Regions from separate parts of the Homo sapiens genome. Here regions 2 and 3 are each linked to region 1. A link is an interaction called in ENCODE POLR2A ChIA-PET data of the cell type or tissue named here. Cell type or tissue: MCF 10A. All regions are shown on one strand. Links, peaks and the distances in the headings refer to the core of each region. The heading gives the core; the rest is flanking DNA.

Region 1 (5,000 bases), core at 1-5,000:
AGATGAGTATCAGCTTCACAACTGTGTTGAAATTGCCTCAGCAATGGGACCTCAAGTGCTCCCGGGTGCCTGTGAAAGGCTGATCATCAGCATGTCTGCCAAGCTGCATGATGGGGCTGTGGGTAAGTATCTGTTTAATGGGCTCTACTGAGGCACTGACATCCATACAAATGCTTTTTGGAGCAAATCAATTTATGTTAGCATCCACTCCAAACAACAACCAAAATACCCATCACTCAATGATTAGATACACAGAGTGGTCTGCTGATGTGTTGGAATCATAATGCACAGTACATTGAGTGTATAAAAGAGGAACTTTGCAGCAGCATTTATAGGCTAGATGGCTGGAACAATGATCCTAAAATATTCATTTGGAATTCTAGGGCTGGAAGGAACTCCAGACATCTTTCATCCCAAAATATTCATTTAATAAATGAGCATATTGGGGCCCAAAATCTGTATGTAACTTGCCCATTTCATTTAGCTATGGAAGGGCTTTTCTCCCTCAGCACTACTGAAATTTTGAGCTGGGTAATTCTTTGCTGCGGGGGCCTGCCCCATGCACTATCAGGTGTTTAGCAGCAGCCCTGCAGATCCTATACCGGTACTGCCCTCCCCTAGTTGTGACATCCAAAAATGTCTCCAAACTTTGTCAAATGTCACCTAAGGGACAAAATCATCCTTCAGTTGAGAAGCATGGCTATAGAGTGACAGCTACAATGACAGCCGAGGCTTCCTGAATGTTAGGCAAATGCTTTTTCCATTAGGACAGAGCTATGAGTTCAGGGTACCCACCATGTCATGAAATATATGGAATAGGGGGAAATAAAAAACTAGTAAGGGGGACCGGGCATGGTGGGTCACACCTGTAATCCCAGCACTTTGGGAGGCTGAGGCAGGTGGATTGCTTGAGGTCAGGAGTTCGAGACCAGCCTGGCCAAAATGGTGAAACACCATCTTTACTAAAAATTAGCCAGGTGTGATGGCACGTGACTGTAATCCCAGCTACTCGGGAGGCTGAGGCATGAAAATCACTTGAACTGGGAAGGCGGAGGTTGCAGTGAGCCAAGATCACACTACTGCACTCCAGCCTGGGCCATAGAATGAGATTCAGTCTCAGAAAAACAAACAAACAAACAAACAAACAAAACACTAGTAAGGGGTATGGTGGCAGACACCTGTAGCCCTAGCTACTTGGGATGCTGAGGCAGGAGGATTGCTTAAGCCCAGGAATTCAAGGCTACAGTGAGCTATGATCACACCACTCCAGCCTGAGTAACAGAGTGAGACCTTGTCTCTAAAAAATAAAGTAGTAGGTATAATTCAGCACCAATGTAGAACATCAGGAATTGAAGTATTAAGAATGCCAATAGTATTAATTACATTAGAATAATTATTTAAAACCAATTTTAAGTCTGTTAACTTGTTAAGTAATGTTTATTGAGCACCCTATGTACCAGCACTATTCTAACTACTTCGCAGAACTTATTTCCTTTTATCCATACAACAATCCCACAAGGCAGATTCTATATTATTCCTATTTAACAGATGAGGGAGTTGAGTATTAAAGAGGTCTTAAATGAGAGAGAGGTGAACTATAGCTACTAACAAGGTGAGGTGCTTCTCTGCCTCTTCATTCATTTCTACCTCCCTTCCATTGTTCCTTGCAGCCTGCAAGTGTCACCCCCAGGGCTCAGTCGGATCCAGCTGCAGCCGACTTGGAGGCCAGTGCCAGTGTAAACCTCTTGTGGTCGGGCGCTGCTGTGACAGGTGCTCAACTGGAAGCTATGATTTGGGGCATCACGGCTGTCACCGTACGTAGCAAAACACACAAGGGGAAACACTTGCTCACAGTCTTGACATTTTGACAGCAGGCAAAGTCATGGAGGGGGGTTTTAATGGGAAGGAGATTGGAAACCTGACTACATTATTCAGACTATCTATGTACATAAAATATACTGAACATTTTTTTGCTACACTTCATTCATCCATTCATCAATGGGCCCTGACTGTAGGCAGAGCTGCATTAGGAACCGAGAGTAATGAACAAGGCATAGTCCATGCCTCTGGAAGTTTGCAGTCTGTGTCAAATGGTTGGTAGTTCAGTTAAAACGTGGAACACCATGAAGGGAGCTGGCAAAGCCAGCTTGAGGATCTAGCTCACAAACCCAGTGGCTGGAAAGGCTAAAACAATGATAAGATTGGGGAGTCAAGAAAGGGACAATGCTGTCACCACAGACAAGACTTCTCCCAATGAGGATATCACCCTTTCTGATGCGAGGTTTGCAAACAGCCTTGTAACTCATTTTATAAGTCACCCATTGATAAAGGTTTAGATGGGGCTTCATCCACAGCTGATAATACAGCTCTCATGGCTAATATGTTCAGGTATATAGTTCTCTCTTCACAGTGTAAATCATTAGTGAAAATACTGTTCCCTCAGATTCCTACCTTAGGAACCATGAAAACCTACAGGTAGGTTAATTTCCTTTCCAAGTAGGGAAACATATCTTTTCAATCATAATCCAGAGAAATGGTTCCCCTTCCTGGGCATTGCTTGGGCATGGCCACCTACCCAGCCCATCATTGGATCCATCATTGCTTTCTTTTCTTTTCTTTTTTTTAAGAAAAGTTACAAAATGCCTGAGATACACAGAGGGATCTAGACAAAGGAACAAACATTTCTTCCATGCGCCACCCTATCACATAAACTGGCATCACATTTTGGCACAGGGAAGATTGGCTCAAGGGATTCAACAATTTATCAGAAAAGGATTGGGCCTCTTCCATCTTGTCTAGGAAAAAGAAAACTCTGACCATGTTAAGATGGGCTCTTATATGGTTTATAATCTAGAGATTATATTAATACTATACCATTATTTTAGTATAGTATTTATATATACTATATTAATACTAAAATATTAATACTAGAGGTTATATTAATATACCTAAGATATATGGAAGTTTAAGTCGTTAAAAACATGTTACTTGTTTTTAACAACAAACGTTAATTAAACCCAATTGTTCGCAACATACTGTTTATCCAGTGACTCAGTGAATTGTTATTTAACGTTTACCTGGAACTCATTATATGCTGTGTCCTAAGCACGTTACAGGCTTGCTTAGTTCACTGGGATTGGGAAAGGAAATGAGACACCAGAACTGTAACTCTTTCACCACCACACACCACTCATCCCCGCTCCAGCATACTTCTCTTTGCTTCATCCAGCATGTCACTGCCATCCTCAAGGATCAAAGGACACTGTATGTGACCAAGTAACAGGACAGTGCCCCTGCCATGGAGAGGTGTCTGGCCGCCGCTGTGATCGCTGCCTGGCAGGCTACTTTGGATTTCCCAGCTGCCACCCTTGCCCTTGTAATAGGTTTGCTGAACTTTGTGATCCTGAGACAGGGTCATGCTTCAATTGTGGAGGCTTTACAACTGGCAGAAACTGTGAAAGGTATGGAATTCATATGCACTTTAATTTTTAGGTCTTTAACACTTTGTTCCAATCTCCTAATAGAGATCCATTGAGTAGAGACTCAACAATATTTAAGTGTGGGAGGGAGGACTGTTATAGGTCGGGGAGAGCATTGCTTTCTCACCCTTCAAAATCATCTTACGAGCCAGAAAATGCAGGATTAAATCAATAACACACATTTGCCTGGCATGTTACTTTCTATGTTCCTCAAATGTGACATGTAAATCGAGTGCTATTACATAGAGTTTAATTGACCATACGTTGAGACTTTTGATATAAAAACCAAAAGTCGTTTTGCAGAGCAAATGAACATCTTCTAAAATATTCAGTTTTCAGAGGTGCACTGTTTTAAAGCATAGCAAACCGTCATTGGCTAACATGTGATCTTTTCCTGGAAACATTTTGGTGAAAGGAAATTGTCTTGACAGGTGTATTGATGGTTACTATGGAAATCCTTCTTCAGGACAGCCCTGTCGTCCTTGCCTGTGTCCAGATGATCCCTCAAGCAATCAGTATTTTGCCCATTCCTGTTATCAGAATCTGTGGAGCTCAGATGTAATCTGCAATTGTCTTCAAGGTTATACGGGTATGCAGTATAGTGCTTGATGCAATTTTTTCTCTTTATCCCACACTGTAATCTGTAAAATGATCATATATTCATGACTTATCTGTCTTGGACAAATGTGTGGTGCAGAAATGGTAAGAAGACACAATGTGATAAATAGCTGCTTTATTGAACAAAGAATTTGAATGATTCACAAACCAATGACAATTAAAACTCATCAGCCACTGAGCTATGATTGTTTGCAAATAATGTTCTAGAAAACTAATTGACCAAATGAGACCAAATCAAGTTAATTTATTTAAAATAAAATTATCACGTTAAGTAAGATATAAATGTGATAAAGTAGCATATATATTATATATAACAAGCAACTAAAAAATAAATGGAATTAGTCAAATGCTTTCTTTACATAATTTCAAATATTCAATTTGATATTTCACAGACATTACTAATTTTTTTCAGGTAGCTTGAAGCAATATTTGGGCATTCTACAGCCATCACATAAGTCTTAATTCAAAACATGTATCTCTTGCTCAATTGAAAATTTTATTTTAAAGACTTTAAGAGGGCTAGGCACAGTGGCTCACACCTGTAATCCCAGTACTTTGGAAGGCCGGGAAGTGGGTGAGGGAGGATTACTTGAGGCCAGGAATCCAAGACCAGCCTGGGCCGCAAAGCAAGACCCTGTCTCCACAGAGAAATTTTAAAAATTAGCTAGGCATGATGGATTGCACCTGTAGCCCTAGGTACTGGGGAGGCTGAGGCAAGAGGATCGCTTGAGCCCAGGAGTTCATGGCTACAGTGAGCTCTGATTATGCCACTACACTCCAGCCTGGGGCCTATGCAACAGAGCAAGACCCTGTCTCTAAATTAAAAAAAAAAAAAAAAAGGTATTTACACATGAAACATGAGTGTGAATGTTTACTGAAAATAAGAAGATAACTTATGAAGTC
Region 2 (5,000 bases), core at 1-5,000, 110 kb after region 1:
CCCCATGGAAAGGATTTATTCCTTCTAAAAATATAAAATGTCTTTTAAAAAAAACAGCATTTCACTAGGCGTAGTGACTCACACCTGTAATCCCAACACTTTGGGATGCTGAGGCAGGAGGATCATTTGAGGCCAGGAGTTCAAGACCAGCCTGGGCGACAAAGCAAGACCCCATCTCTAAAATAAAAATAAATAGCATTTAAAAGCCATCAAGCTGTGTAAAACATATCTAAAATTTCCTGCCAAGAGTATTTAGGAATAGGGAGGTTTATACTTTATTTAATGAGTCTAATGATTTCTGTTCAAGGGTCAAAGAAGCATTTGGGTTTTCTACACGTTTGCTTGCTTAAACCCATGCCATGGGGCACCACTGTAAGGATGTTTGGCCGTTCTCATTTCTTCACAGCTTGTTCTCATGCCATACTGTAAATCACTGGACATCTTCACCGTGGGAGGTTCAGGAGATGGGGTGGTCACCAACAGTGCCTGGGAAACCTTTCAGAGATACCGATGTCTAGAGAACAGCAGAAGCGTTGTGAAAACACCGATGACAGATGTTTGCAGAAACATCATCTTTAGCATTTCTGCCCTGTTACACCAGACAGGCCTGGGTAGGTATTGCTGGGCAGCTGCAGCAGCTGCTGTTTCTGGCTCTGAGTATATCTGGCACATGAAGTACAGTGGAGTGCCCACCCCCTAGCCCTGTGTTAGGCAGCACAAGGGAAATAGTGTCTCAGTTACAGTTTGTCTTTATCTTTTTAAGTAATATTTCAGTGAAAGAGCACCACTGAAGATGGAATTGATATTCAAGAAATATGCAAATAACAGGTGACCAGGGGAAAAGTCCATGAGGATAAAGCATTTCCATAAGCAGGGTAGGGAGAGGGGAATGGAATCAGAGAAGCATCAAATACCTGAAATGTATGTTTTTCTCTTTGAAACGTCAGACCATCCTCTGAAGGTCACTGGGCTTTGGTCTAATGTCCTGTGATATTTGAGCTTTGAAGGCAAGGGGAGAAAACATTAATGACCTCCTGCCTAGAAAAACTGTTTTGATCTGCCAACTCTGCCTCCCCTTTCTTCCCTTCCGCTCATCATAGGGATGATACTGTTTTAAACCAGAACTCTGAATAATCCAAAGTAGTTAAAGGAGAAAGGATCAGGGAGAGCCCGATGATGTGCTGCTCCGTGTCATGGGTTCTGGCCTCTCTTTACCCACAGCTTGTGAATGCGACCCTCAGGGTTCGTTAAGTTCCGTGTGTGATCCCAACGGAGGCCAGTGCCAGTGCCGGCCCAACGTGGTTGGAAGAACCTGCAACAGATGTGCACCTGGAACTTTTGGCTTTGGCCCCAGTGGATGCAAACGTAGGTTCCTCAAAAGCATTGTTATGCATTCATTCAGATTAACTCAGCCATTGTGGCAGGGTTCCATTGCTGCAGAGCCGATGCTTCCCTCCTGAAGTTGATCACACCAACCCATGAGCATTCTGAATTGGGGACAGGGTGCTTATAAAAGGAGCATGTTTCCATTGAATGAGTTTCTCAAGGCAGTTCCTTGTTTGCCTGTTTCTTTAGCTTGTGAGTGCCATCTGCAAGGATCTGTCAATGCCTTCTGCAATCCCGTCACTGGCCAGTGCCACTGTTTCCAGGGAGTGTATGCTCGGCAGTGTGATCGGTGCTTACCTGGGCACTGGGGCTTTCCAAGTTGCCAGCCCTGCCAGTGCAATGGCCACGCCGATGACTGCGACCCAGTGACTGGGGAGTGCTTGAACTGCCAGGACTACACCATGGGTCATAACTGTGAAAGGTATGCAGATGCTGAAAGTAAGGAGAATGTAGTGATCTCTGGCTGAGCAGACAGCATCTTAGACCAACCACAGAATTCATCTCCACCAGGCTTCAGCTCGCTCATTCATTTCTGACCACCTCACTATTTTCTAGGATCTTGTTTGTTTATCCAGTACATATTGAGTTGACATCCTCTATGTGCCAGGCACCGTTCTGGTGCTGGAGATACCGCAGAGAACAAAACTGACATGAATCCGTCCTCTTGGCGAGTCACCCTAGAGCTTACCATAGGGCTGTATAGAAATTCTGTCTGTCTCAGCAGATTCTGGCGGAGGATAAGAGTTGTGAAATGCTCCTGCCTAATTTAGGCGAAAGGAGAAACTAATCCAAATGGGATTAGTCATTTTAAATAGCTTTGTTTTTCAGAACGTTTTATGCAACTACAGTTTCCAGGAGACTCTATAAAACATGCCTAAGTAGATCTGTTCTCCAGTTAGCAAATGTCAGTTGAATAATCATTATGGATGTGCTAGATGTAGAGTAAGAATAGGAGAGAGAATATACCTCCATAACATTAATAGGATAGCTCAATAGATAAAAAATACTCCGTATGAAAAAGTTACCTGCTGACTTACACTGTTTATTACTAATTAAGAAATGCAGACAGTACTGTTAGAACTGGCTTTTTGGGCGTAATAGTCTCCACCTTTTCACTGTGATAATTTTTCTCTCTTCCAACATCCATTCGCCCTATCGAAGATATTTGTTTTTAAAAGTCACTTGTGAAACATTGCAGCAAGTGCTTCAGTCAGTGGTGAAGTTACTCATCAGGTGAAAGAGAAATTGTTAGTGAAAAACTGAGTATGTGATTAACTTTTGGCATGAAGATGTTCATGGAGGCAAACACGTGGCTCTCGGCTCAATGCTAGAACGGTACTCAAGAATTTGGAGGTCCCACGGACTACCCTTTGAATAAAAATTATCCCTTCCAACCTTAAAATTGTGTTGTAGAAAGATAGCAAGGACACAGTTATACAACAGTGAAAGGAGGAAATTAATATTTTGGGGTCATCTTTTTCTTTTCAGCCGTTTTCCATTATTGTTTTTTCAAAGAGAGATGGAGAATAAGTACGAGAGAAAGATATGAGAAAACAGAGAAAGACATGAGAAAAAGATTAACAGGGAGCAGAGAGAGGAGGGGGAACAGAAGCAAACAGCAAAGGGAGCTGCCACAATGCTGATTCAGAATCAGCACTCACACTGTAGAATGCATTTGAACGAACATCATGTCAGAATGGCATAGTTGATATCTGTGACCAGCTTTGGATTTTATTTGTAAAGGGTTTTGAGAATGAGAAAGGGTATGGGAGAAGGAAGATTTTTAACAATAGGTTTGGGTGGCAAACACTTGATTTTAAGTATTTGGAATTCTACTATCTAGTTTGAGCCAGTTTCTCATCATTCTTTTTTCTCATTCCAAGATAACCAGAGTTTCAATCCTGTGAATTTACAAAAAAACTCTACACTTAGATTGTCCCCAAGGGGAGGCAAGAAATGAACACTCAGTTTCTATCATGATGTATTTGGATTGCCTCCAAAAGACTTGAGAAACAAATTGAATTGGAAATCCTTGGACCTCAGTTCCTGGCCCAATTCTGCTTCTAACTTGCTTTCTAACCTTGGGTGAGTTAGGATATCCAGCTTCTAGAAAATTTTTTTGAGACGGAGTTTTGCTCTTGTTGCCCAGGCTGAAGTACAGTGGTGCAATCTCAGCTCACTGCAACCTCTGACTCGCAGGTTCAAGCAATTCTCCTGCCTCAGCCTCCCAAGTAGCTGGGATTACAGGCTTTTTGTTGTTGTTGTTGTTTGTTTGTTTTGAGATGGAGTCTCATTCTGTTGCTCAGGCTGGAGTGCAATGGTGCGATCTTGGCTCACTGCAACCTCTGCCTCCTGGGTTCAGGTGATTCTCCTGTCTCAGCCTCCCAAGTAGCTGGGATTACAGGCACAGGCCACCATGCCTGGCTAATCTTTTGTATTTTTAAGGGAGATGGGGTTTCACCATGTTGGCCAGGCTGGTCTCAAACTCCCAACCTCAGGTGATCCACCCGCTGCAGCCTCCCAAAATGCTGGGATTACAGGGGTGAGCCACCGCACCTGGCCGGAATATCCAGCTTTTCATAAGTAGAATAACTAGGTTGGATGAGATTGTCTCCAAAGTTCCTTCAAGATGTTATGTTGTAGGACATAAAAAAGTAACATAATTACCATTCACCTTGACAAGCAGGCTAACATAGTAAAAGAATGTATTGCTTTAAGGACCCCAAATTCAAATTCTGGCTCATTATTTAACTAGTTGTATAAACTTTGAGAATCCTTTGACCTCCCTGTATTTGTTATCTTTAAAGAGTGGGATTGACATGTTGGATATGGGAATTAATAAGTAACATGACCCATCCCTGCCTGAGTTTGGAACCACCTGAGAGACAAACACAGGGGCTACACAGCTGGAGAGCACCCCTGTCACCCCCTCAGCTCCAGTACTGGGAAAAGCTGGGTTATAGCACATGGCTTTAGACCTGTGGCCACCGTGGGCTTGCCAACACATCACCCCTCTCAGGCATAGGCAGAGGCTGACAGGTATAAGCCCCGCCTAGGAGGACAGACTCTGTAATACAAGGAGGGAGCAGAACTGAATGGTCAGGACAGGCAGGCAGCTGATAGAACAATCAAGTGCACATGGGGAGAGGTGGCTCTTCCTCTGGGGAGCAGTGAGTGAGGGGCCAGATGAAGCCATGGGTGTCACTCGAACGCAGTGGTCCTGCAAGTAGGATCCCTAGATCAGCAGCATCAATATTATCGGGGACCTACTGAATCAGAAACTCGGTGGGAGGAGCCCAGTCATCTGTTTCAGGTGATTGTGATTGAAGCTAAAGTTTGAGAACCACTGTTCCCATAGTAAATCTTCCACATGAAAACATAAAGAGAGGTGGGCAGATCACCTGAGGTCAGGAGTTTGAGACCAGCTTGACCAACATGGTGAAACCCCATCTCTACTAAAAATATAAAAATTAGGCTGGGTATGGTGGCTCACACCTGTAATCCCAGCACTTTGGGAGGCTGAGGTGGGTGGATCACCTGAGATCAGGAGTTCAAGACCAGCCTGGCCAACATGGTGAAACCCTGTCTCTACTAAAAATACAAAAATTAGCCGG
Region 3 (11,534 bases), core at 2,706-7,705, 91 kb before region 1:
GGTATGACCTCTCACTACCCCACCCCACCCGGTATGACCTCTCATTACCGCCACCCCACCCAGTATGACCTCTCATTACCGCCACCCCACCCGGTATGACCTCTCATTACCGCCACCCCACCCGGTATGACCTCTCATTACCGCCACCCCACCTGGTATGACTGCTCATTAGCGCCACTCCCTGCCCCCGTTTGACCTCTCTTTAGTGCCACCCCATCTGGTATGACCAGACGTGACCTCTCATTAATGCCATCCACCTCCCCTTCCTCTTTTACCTCTGTCCCTCAATTACCCAGTCTTTCTTATCATCACAAAGGATTTAAAACAGATTTGTTTTCACGAGGCCCAACAGCTTTTTTGTCAGTTGTCTCCAAACTTTGGTTAAGGTCACATTTTGCTCTTCCTAAACACATCTAAGCGTTTGATGTCTAAGCATTTGAACAGGACATTTTCATCCATAGTGCATTCTTCATAAATAGTAGAGAACAAATAACCATTTCCCTCACCCTGTCTCTCTTCTGTGTTGATTCTATGGTTCTGAGGACTCAAGAGCATTTTCCTCAGAGACCTCCTACCACAGAGCACAGATATCCATGACAGCAAGCAACGCCAGAGCAGAAGACTGTTGTAAAGCTGACTTCCAGAAAACAAAGCAAATCTCATTCTCCTGCCATATTTTCTGTTTTCATGTTCTTTATATGTGTTTAATTTATCATTTTGTGGATTACTCAAATAATACATGAATATAATTTTATTGTTAAAAAAAATCAAGTAATGAAGATTCTCTTTTACTCCGCTACCCAGCCCTTCAATGGGTGATATCCACCCACTGAAACTGATTCTAGAAGGAAAACTCCCATAGGTTTAATTCTCTCTCTGTGGGGTATATGTGTGTGTATGCGCATGTGTGTGTATGTGTGTGTGATGCATGATCATGGTTATGGCTTGGATTTGTATGTCCCAGGTGATTTTAGATTGTCCTGAAAAGGCTTCATGCCTATTTTAATCATTCTGGAATTTAAATCTTTTCTTTTATGGATGGAAAGTCAATAGAAATTTTTATTCCATTTACACAGTTTCTGTTTTATATCAATTTCTGGTGTACTTGTGTGTGTGTGAATGTGACTGTGTGTGTGCACACATGCACCTATTACCATATTGTGTCTGCCTATTTTAAATAATAGGGCAGTGAAATATTCGATACTTTTTTCTTTAGACACAGAGGCAGAAATTCAAAGTCAGTGAATGTGGATGTTTGTGTACCACCCATCAAACATCCATCCAGTTTTTCCATGGTTGCATAGCAGCAAACTGCCAGTCAGTAGTTCGATTTTGGCAGTCACCATCCTTGTAGAACAATATCTCTGCTAGTACCTGAGTATCTTGTTTTTCCCTTTTTAGTTGCATTTAATTAGATGAAAAATGTAAATGCTGAATGTATTTATGACAAGGCTGTAAATCAGCACACTGAAAACAAGAACTATAGTCAAATGCTTAAGAGACTTAATGCCATTTGGTTTTTGGTTCAGTTTTGAAGAAAAAGCACAGACCAGGCATTAATTGAAAGAAATATGTTGCCAAAGAGGATGTAATGATGGACTTTTAATACCTTTTTGCCTGTCTCAGAATAGGAAGTGCCTATAGCATTTTATTCTTTAACTTAAGATTTTTGCAGATTTGGTATCTGGATTGTTTTTAGGAATGCATTACAGCAGTATAATATAATGGCTAGTAGCATATTTTCTGGAGTCAGACACAGGTTGCTCCAACTCTTGGGCAAGTTCTTAACCTTCTCTGGGCATGGATTTATTTCTGATGCCTACCTCAGAGAATTGTTGTAAAGATTAAATGAGATGTGCCTTCAGCACAGTGCCTAGCCTATGGTAAGGGTCCAAAACTGTTAGCCATCAGTGCTATTACCATTGTCCTCATCTTCATCATCATGACTATGGTATGTGTATGGAAAGGGGAAACTGCCTAAACTGATGCTTTACTTGTGTGTGGCTATGATACAGCTCAAAACTTCTCTAATAAGGCACGAGGGCCTATTGGGAAAAGGCTACCAGCCTTTGACTTGTATTTCAAATAAGGTATTTTTGCTTCTCATTTTATTTCTTCTACATATGTCCATATTTTTTTTAACCTTCCTCTTCACACTTGATTTTTAGCATTTCCTTTTTCTCCCTAAACTTTGTATGGAGAAAAAGAGGCAATGAGATGCTATTTTTGCAACATTAGCTGAACCTGGGATATGCGTAGTCATGTTTATTTCTGCATCCAGAGATCACACACACCTAACTCAACTGTGTAAAATATATTCGGAAGAAATTCAGTCAAATTAAAAGCATGATATAAGCATGCTTATAGAGTCAAAAGAAGAAAATGTTTTATCTTGATTATGGTCAAAAGAGAGAAAATAAAGGTCTTTTAAAAAAGAATTTATACTAGTTAATTAAGCAAATCTGCATGGGCATGTCTGAATAGCCATTGATGCTGCACTTTTTCCCATAAGATTGATACTTTAAAATAATACCCGAAATGCTCATTATTCTGTGGTTTTCTTAGAAATTTTGCATATTATGACTGATGGAATAAGGGGTTTCACATTTATTAAACAGAATAGATGCAAACTGAAAGGATATGTATACACCTAAGTGAGTACTTTCTTTTCAAACTGGTCATGTAGGCAAATAATGAGTTCACTGACTGAGAGATATTCCGGTCTTTTGAATGGATCCTTAGCAATAACGAATATTGATTCTTTGAGGGTGGATTTGGTTTTTCAGAAATTTCCACTCAGAACCAACTCTTGTGAATGAGATGAATAACAAATCTAAGTAATATTTTGGGTGCAAATTGAGATGTTATATAAAACAATATGGCTGTTTTCCTGATCTGGAAAGGTTTCTTGTGTGGACCGTTTTCTTTTTTAACAGATTTCTAAAAAATACTGAAAATGGCAACAGCCTTGCAAGGACAGTTTAGCCTCTAAAAGCAGTTCCTTTGAAGAGAAAATACTCAATTAGATGTATACATTCTGTTCTGTTTAAAACTCAGTTTTGTATTTTTCTCATTATACTTAATGTAAAATGTATCCTGTTAACAGTGAATACTTTAATTGGTTTGGGAATTTGTTTTTATTGAGAATATATAGTGAAAATAACTGTGAACACAGTGTTCACCAGGGGTTTTTAGCATTTAATGTGATGATTATTCAGATTTCTCTACTTGAATTTTTTAATGAATGAAGATTTTTCAAAGTTAATTATTCATATAATTCCTGATTAATAATTGACAGATCCTAATTTGGGGCCACATGTAAAATATATGAAAGCTCACATAACGTGGCAATTTTTTACTCTGAGAGACTGCAGCAGTTCCCATCTCCCCTTAACCTATTGCCACCAACACCATTGATTTGTTTTCCAGCGATGGCAAGCCGGCAGGTGGATATTGCAACTCAGGGCTGGTTCATTGGTCTGATGTGTGCTGTTGCTCTCCTTATCTTAATTTTGCTGATTGTTTGCTTCATCAGAAGAAACAAGGGTGGTAAATATCCAGGTAAGAAAGAAAGATTAAAATTGCTTTATAATGCTACATAATAATCCATTAAACTAAAAAGATCATGGGGGAAATCATGTAGATTGTAATATTTTGTCTTCCCAGAGCCATGAGTTTGGACTTTCTCTTCAAATGACTTTTGATCCCTTTTTATATAATGGCAATCTAAACATTGTCAATGATCATAAGGCATTTGGAGGAGTAAATCAATCAGTTCTCTGAAAACATTAGTGAGCCTACTTTCTTAGACTCCACATAGGTTATGGATGCTGAAGTAACACCTAAAACCAACTGGCAAGGAGAGAGTTGCAGGGAAGGTTCATGGAGTTTTTCAAAGGAAGTAATGCATGAACTAAGTCTTCATATTGTGATGTGTAACATTGCTTTCCCTATAAGGTAATGGTTTATTCAATTTAGTGGGCCCATTAAATTTATATTTTCTTTACCTGACCATTTTCCCTTCAGTGACAAGAAAAAAAAAATCTGTGAGAGAATACTCTTACAAAAACAATTTTCAACCATTAATATAGTTAACAAATAGATTGGTAAAATAGGGGGAAATCTTAGAAACTTAAAAATTATTTATCAGGTGAGAAACTAGTCAACTTTATGTGTTAAAAAATGTACATTCTATTGGGTTGCCTCAAAAATAACTAAAATACCAAAATATATGCATGGCCACCATATATATGGTTATACAACATCTACTTGTGTATGGAATTATTTTTCACTGCTGTATATCTCAAAGAATGCTTTCATGGACTTTGAATAAGAAAGAACAGGATCAACAGATAATAATACCATTTTGGCATTTTTTAGTTAAAGAAAAGGAAGATGCCCATGCTGACCCTGAAATCCAGCCTATGAAGGAAGATGATGGGACATTTGGAGAATACAGGTGAGCCCCTGCTTCTCTGCTCTTCATCTTCTCTGCCCACATGAACACAGTCCCGAGAATAGAACTCAGCCAGAATATGCTCTGCCTGGCATCTCATATTTTCCTCAAATAGAAGTTTAGGGATACTTCCATGTATCAGTGTTTACATGTCCCTCATGGTCAAACATTTTCATTTTTCATTGAAAAACTAAATTTTGATTTTAGTCATAATTTTGGAGATGGAATGTCTCCCACTTTGTCATATTTTCCATGGGACCATGCTGTATTGATCAATCTAGCAAAGCCAATATGCTACTATGAGCATTAAAACAACAAAAAAGAACCTCCAATGCCTGCATTGTAAAGAAAGCTATACTTGTTATCTTCTAAACATGCTGTAATAAAACCAGTGTAAACACACTTTTTCATCTAGAATTTGAAACTAGTTTTCCTAAACAATACCCATACCCTTGCCCTTTAATCATGAAATGGTGACTAGATTGTTTTACAAGCTGTTACTTATTAAGAAATGTCGTAGCCCTCTAGGCAATGTGTTACTCACAGAACTTTGATAATACATTCTTGGCTTGACTCCATCATTAAGGGAAAATGTTAATATAACCTATGTGCTAAATTTTTTAAAAATCTTCTCTTTAAACAAAGATAAATCTTTTCAAGAGAAGGAAAAGATTACTTTAGATTTGTTTAAATTAAACAGAAACAAAGTACGTATTTATTTAAATAAAATGTGGGCATTCTGTTATTCTAAAAGTATACCTTTTTAAAATACCTTTTGTACCTTGTTTTTTTCTTTTTAGAAGCCCCTTGCTTATATAAAATACCTTTTAAATATGCATTAAGCCCATTTTGAGACATTGTTTGCAAGATGAAGAGGCTTTTAGGTGAAATAAAATATTTCACTATTGGGATTACCAGGCAACATTTGTAGAGAAGATATTTATGTTAAGTTTTACCTGTCTCTAGAGCTCATTTTTGGTTTTTCCATGTCACTATCATGTCAATATCATAGAATTTCATGTGACATAATCCTAAGGATAAAAAATGTAGAACTGATTGAGAAAAAGACATATATTTTCAATAAAATCATTTTCATATCATTTTCCAGGCAGATACCTGTGTTTTTCCTTTATTATCTCAGCCCCTAAGTTTTTATATTGTGATCTCTTAAAGAGAGATAACTATGGTTTCAAAAAGTTCTCAGAATTTCTGTATCTCATGGTACAGAAAAATGCATAGTGAGGGTTGTCTTGATGTCAGAAGTTGGTTCTGGAGCTGAAGGTGTATGAAAACCTCATGCAGCGTCCACACCCAGTTCACCCAAGAGGGTTTTGTAACACATTAGAGCAGCCTACAGAAGCCCGTAGCCTAGGGCATCTGGATGAGTAGAACTTTGCTGAAATAATTCACCCTTCTACATGTTTCTCCTGTAAAGCAGGTAAGCTTACAATTACTAAATAACTTCTTATTTCTAAGAGTTCTTGTGGCTGTAATTATCTACAGGATATGCATACCACTCCCTTATGTATTGTGATGAAGCAAAATCTTTAATGTGGCCCTGAAAAAAAATGTATTTGCATGAATTGGAAATAAAGCATTGTCCTTCATACATTCTCCACATGGTGATGGGTTCCTGTTCTACATTATCATGCCTCAGTGAATCTAGCAACATACTACTCACCACCTGGGTCTCAAACATCAGCTTGCTCTTACAGCGATGTGAAACCATGATCTGAGGTCATGTGACTTTCCCAGATAACTGCTGCCTACTCCATTAAAACTTGACTAAAATCAAGGTTGATATTTGGGTGATGGTATACTGGAAGCCCAAACCCCACCACTATACAATGTATCCACGTAACAAACTTGCACATGTACCCCCTGGATCTGTTCTAAAAAATGGAGGTTGAGTTTTATGAACTAGCTTGGAATCAAAAGACTGTTAGTTTTACTTTCAACTCAGCCATTGCCTGTGATTCATAGTTCTATGATTTCTGTTTTCTTCTATGAGCCATCTACTAACAACTTTAATAGAATTTTGTGTCTGGAGCAGTACGTGGCAAGTATTTGGTTACTGGCCTCATAAGCACTGTGTTTACATCTATTTGGTCATATGTCTTTGTCTTAGTGTTAATTTATATGTGCTATGTTGGTAAAGTGTTTTCAAATAGCTGTCTTTAGGCCTTAGTTTCTCAGGAAAGAAAGACTTTGCATTTGGGCTTATTGAGTGCAAACCCAATTGACACGAAGACAAAAACACTTGTACATTTGTCATACATGTAATGACATAAATTTGGGAGGTGCTAAGGGAAATAAGGTTCTGATGGGTGTCTTCAACTTGAAACATAACTCAATGATGTAATTTTTTCAATGAAACTAAAAGTTCATAAGGACAATCCCACAAGCAAAATCACTTCCCCAAAATTCCAACCACATTTTTTACTTTGATTTACAAAGATACGGCTTTGTCCTTTGATTTCCTGACACTACCTCAGAATGTTTTCCCTTTGGTTTATTTTCTATTTGAAGAAATCCAAAAAGTGTTTATTATCTTAGAGGCTGTAATTAATGAAAACAGTTCCAACTGTTTATTAACAGAATCTTTTATTTTTAATACATTTAAGTGTCATTCACTTCCTGAGATCACCAGGTTCCTGTCTCTGTTTTGCACTTTCTGGAAGTTTTGAGCTCTGTATTATTTATTGATTCTTATTCTCTTTCATTCCAAAAATAAATTATTATGCTGACCAGACACATACAAAATTAGGACTATTGCCTAGGTGTAAATTAATTCCATTTCTGATTTGCTCATTCTCCAGTTTGATGATGAAACCGTTTCTACATGGCTGGCTCTAAGCCAGATGATATTTCATAGTGCAAAGAGGGATAGAACCTCACTGGTGGCCAAATGTGATTATATGCTATAACCCTGTGCCCCTACTCTGACACCCACCCCCAAGCAGTTACCCTCTGTTGGAAGCCTGCAGCTTTCTTTGTTTGTTTCTTTAATTATACAGACAGTAGGATCTGCATCCTTACTAGCATATAGAAAAATCAGAGAAACAATGCAACCAAGAGTGTAAGTATTTTTTTATTCTTTAGATCCATTTTCCTTAAAACCAGAATAAACCTAGGTCATAAACCATATGCCCATGTTACTTGAACTCATAACTTACTACATAATTGGTGGCTCTTGCCACATGAATCTTGTCATTCATGTGAACATGGGCTTGTGGCAAGCATGCTAACCCATGCTCATAAGGCTTGAATGATGCCAAGATGTGTCACATTCGTTATATACATTAGAGTTATTTTGCTCTCAAATGTGAACTGGCTTGTGAGTAAAATAATAATGGACTTTTAGCGAGTGGGTAGGAAAGAGTATTTGGGTCATGAATGTTACTTGAGCTGCAATGTGGTTTGGCCATGGGAGGGTGGTAACAACAGGAAAATCAGACAGAATTATCACAGATTTACCTGCTGTTGCCGAATTTTACTCAGTAGGATTTAACAGATGTGCACACTTCTGAACAAAGTGCTATTGAAAAACAATTTGAACTCCCTAAAAATTTATTCTTAGGGAAAGAGAAAGGAAAGGATATATTCCAATGATTTGTCTGCCGTCATAAAACTGAGGGAATGAAATGTTTTATGTTAGAATTTTTAAAAAAATTTTCTAAAATGCCCACTGTCTCCTCTATTATTTTACAGTGAACTCATTCTGCCAGTATTTATGAGTGCCTACTGTATGCCAGGCCTTGGGAATATTCAAACCAATAGAATTTGGTCCCACACAGGGAGTTTATAGCCTAGTGATGGATGCAGGGAAGTAAAAGAACAATGACCAGAGTGTGAAAAGTGCTATGAAAGAGATATAACTAAGGTACCAAGGGAACAGAAGCAGGAAGGTAAAGCCAGGTGGGCAGCATAGGAGGAGGATGGTACAGGGAGTCTTCCCAGGGGAAGTCATGCAGTTTTAGCATTGTGATAGGAACATTTCTTTCCACTGCACAATGATCCTGATTCATGAATCTAAGTATCAAGAATATACTTGATATTGTATCAATACTTGTATACTGGATACTTTGTAGGTGCATATATATATATGCCAGCACTGTGAATATGATTTATATAATATGTATATATTTTATTTTGAAATCCATTCAACCTTTGACATCCAAAACTAATAATTAATGTCTGATACACACCATCCTTAAACTTTCTCATTAAAATGTGAATGAATTTTTACCTGTTTTGTAAAGCTTTGAATACTACTGCTGCCTACTCCATTAAAACTTGATTAAAATCAAGGTCTGCTATATGTGTGTGTGTGTGTGTGTGTGTGTGTGTGTGTGTGTGTGTGTATATATATATATATGACTTTTAAATCATCTTCTATGACTTCTTGATTCATATCATTTGGGAAACTCTCCTTTCATATTTAAACTTGACATGGCAACTTCACTGAATACAATGTCAAAAAGTTATTTACTATTTCATTACAAAATTCATCTTGGAATTGAAAAAGGCAAGCCCTCATACTGTGCTTCTCATAGAGTCATAACCACTCACTACACCTGGAAAGTTCCGCGTGTGTGTTGCACAAGGTATTTCTTAGGAAAAAAAAATCTCTCTGAAGTAGGGACCTGGAGTGGAGAGAAGAGATGTGATGGGAGATGGACATGTATGCTTGTTGAACACAAACCCAGCACTGTGTGTATGACTTATATAATTTTTTCTCATTTAACCGGATTCTAATTATTGAAGTATATGATATTATATCACACCACTTATTAAAGACTGGTCTTCAAAAGATCTCACTGCCTTTGAATGGCTTTTCCTGGAAAGACTCTGTTGGAGGAGGGAGAATCCCACTTCCTTCTCTTCTTTCAAGCACAGCCCGTGTTGCTGTTGATTCTCTCCTCCACCACAGCCGTTAAGCTGGCGTGAATGGATGTTTTGGGGGAGCCCCTTCTTGGCTGGTCATTAATGATAACTGTTATGATTTTGTATGTAAAAACCCACATGAATCAACAAGCAAATATTATAATAAGAGAGTTTAGTAATGTTGCTCGACACAAAATTAACATAAAAGTCTTATATTTCTATGTATCAGCAAGCAATTGGAAAATAAGACTTTAAAACTTATTCTAGTTATGATAGCATAAAAATATGACATAGGAATAAAGCTAACAAAAAGATCTTCCACCAGTTTCAAGACCCTATATTCCATTCCATTGGTCAATCTGTCTATCTCTGCACCAAGACTATAATGTCTTAATAATATAGGTTTTAATAAGTCTTGATATCTGCTAGGTCCAGTTCTCTAACTTTAGTTGTCTTCTTCAAGAACCTTTTAAATATTCTTAGCCCTTTTCATTTATTTGTACATCATAGAATCAGCCTGCCAAGATCCACATAAAAACCTGCTGAGCTGTTACTGGAAATAAATTGCAGCTAAAGGGCAATATGGGGAAGGTTAACATATTTACTATATTTGAGTCTTCTATCCATGGATGTAGAACATTCCTCCATTCATTCAGATCTTCTTTAATAACTCTGAAAGTTTTATTTTCTTCGGAGGTCTTACACATATTTTTGTTGGATTTGTCTTTATATACTTCATGTTTATGGTCTCATAAATGGAATAATATTTTGAATTTTATTTCCTAATTTTTTGCAAGAACATAAGTAGAATTGACTTTTATGCTAATCTTGTATCAAGCAACATTATTAAAATCTCTTTATATTCTAACATTTACCTGTAGATTCTTCTGGATTTTTTATATGCACAATCATATCAGTTATGAATAATGATAGCTTCCTTTCATCTATTTCTTTTTCTTATCAAGTTGCTTAGGACTTTTAATTCAGTTTTGATTAGAAGTGGTGATAGCAGCCATCATTATTATTATTTCTGATTTCAAACAAAGTTTTCAGTGTTCACCATTAAGGATGATGTTTACTTTAGGTTTCTTGTTGCTACCCTTAATCAGGTTAATGAAGATACATTCTATTCCTAATGTTAGGAATAAAAATACATTCTATTCCTAATGTTTTTATCATGAATGGGTGTTGAGTTTTTTCATATACCTCTTTCTAAATTTACTGAGATTATCATATTTTTATTTTCTTCTGCTAAAATAATGAATTATATGAATTGATGTTTTAATGCTAAAATAAGCCTGCATTCTTGGAATAAACCCAACCTGGATATGAAATATTATCTTTTTCATAGATTGCTAAATTTGGTTTGGTCATGGTTTGTTTGGGGTTTTTTCATCTATGTTCATGAATGAGATTAGCCTGTAGTTTGACTTTCTTAAAGCATTCTTATTGGTTTTGGATATCAATGTTATACTAGCCTCAAAAAATGATTAAAGGAGTGGTTCTCATGACATATTCAAACTTTAATATCTCAAAATGGAACCATTGATTTTCCCCTCCCAACATGCTCCACTCCATAGTAACAGTACTTCCAAGCTTCCTGTTGCTCAAACCAAAAATCCTGGCACCATCTTTTTCTCTGTTATTCCATGTCTAACCTATCAGAAAATCCTGTTGGCTCTACCTTCAAAATATGTTCATAATCTGAGCATTTTATACCACCTCCAGTGTTCCACTCTGGTCCAAGTCACAGTCATCTCACTCCTGGATTATTGTAATATTCTCCCCTGACTCTATAGAGCAGAGGTTGGCCAACTAAATATTTTAGACTTTACAGGCCGCGCGGTCTCTGCTGCAACTCTGCAATTCTGCTATTGTAGTGCTAAAGCAGCCATAGACATTATGTGATAAATGGGCGTGGCCTAATTTTACTGTAGTTTACCAACCCCAGCCCTCTAAGGTAGGCTATTCTCAACACTGATGGCAGAGTAGTGCTTTTAAAATATAAGTCAGAGCATGTCACTTATTCTTTGAAACCCTCCCAGGGCTTCCTGTCTCACTCAGAGTTAAAGGCAGCGTCCTTACAATGTTCCACAAGCCCTGATTTAGCCGTGCCACTCCCCTTACTTAACTCCTACTTTTCTCTCTCTCTCTCTCCCTCCCCCCAGCCACACCAAGCTCCTTAGTGTTC

Evidence for each region. Peaks named below come from ENCODE experiments on the same cell type or tissue, not always from the same donor. Only the 100,000 strongest peaks of a DNase experiment are listed, where the experiment ranks them.
Region 2: POLR2A ChIA-PET joins it to region 1 with 8 read pairs; 4 of 35 experiments call an interaction of 5 or more read pairs at or near these places.
Region 3: POLR2A ChIA-PET joins it to region 1 with 9 read pairs; 3 of 35 experiments call an interaction of 5 or more read pairs at or near these places.

Annotation. Positions count from the first base shown.
Region 1 is chr7:108,064,830-108,069,829 of GRCh38, reverse strand. It overlaps LAMB4 (laminin subunit beta 4), which reads left to right. Exons shown (of 34, transcript NM_007356.3): 18 at 1-122; 19 at 1,671-1,814; 20 at 3,230-3,461; 21 at 3,911-4,068. Among named protein-coding and RNA genes, the nearest start is that of LAMB4, 63 kb to the left of the region's middle. RefSeq lists a silencer at 1,706-1,930. In MCF 10A, for the core only: no CTCF peak of the experiment used is centred there; a DNase peak (open chromatin) is centred at 3,119.
Region 2 is chr7:107,956,056-107,961,055 of GRCh38, reverse strand. It overlaps LAMB1 (laminin subunit beta 1), which reads left to right. Exons shown (of 34, transcript NM_002291.3): 18 at 407-611; 19 at 1,222-1,365; 20 at 1,576-1,807. Among named protein-coding and RNA genes, the nearest start is that of LAMB1, 45 kb to the left of the region's middle. In MCF 10A, for the core only: no CTCF peak of the experiment used is centred there; a DNase peak (open chromatin) is centred at 2,105.
Region 3 is chr7:108,152,388-108,163,921 of GRCh38, reverse strand. NRCAM (neuronal cell adhesion molecule) reads left to right here. Exons shown (of 33, transcript NM_001037132.4): 31 at 3,430-3,561; 32 at 4,381-4,459. Among named protein-coding and RNA genes, the nearest start is that of LAMB4, 28 kb to the right of the region's middle. In MCF 10A, for the core only: no CTCF peak of the experiment used is centred there; no DNase peak of the experiment used is centred there.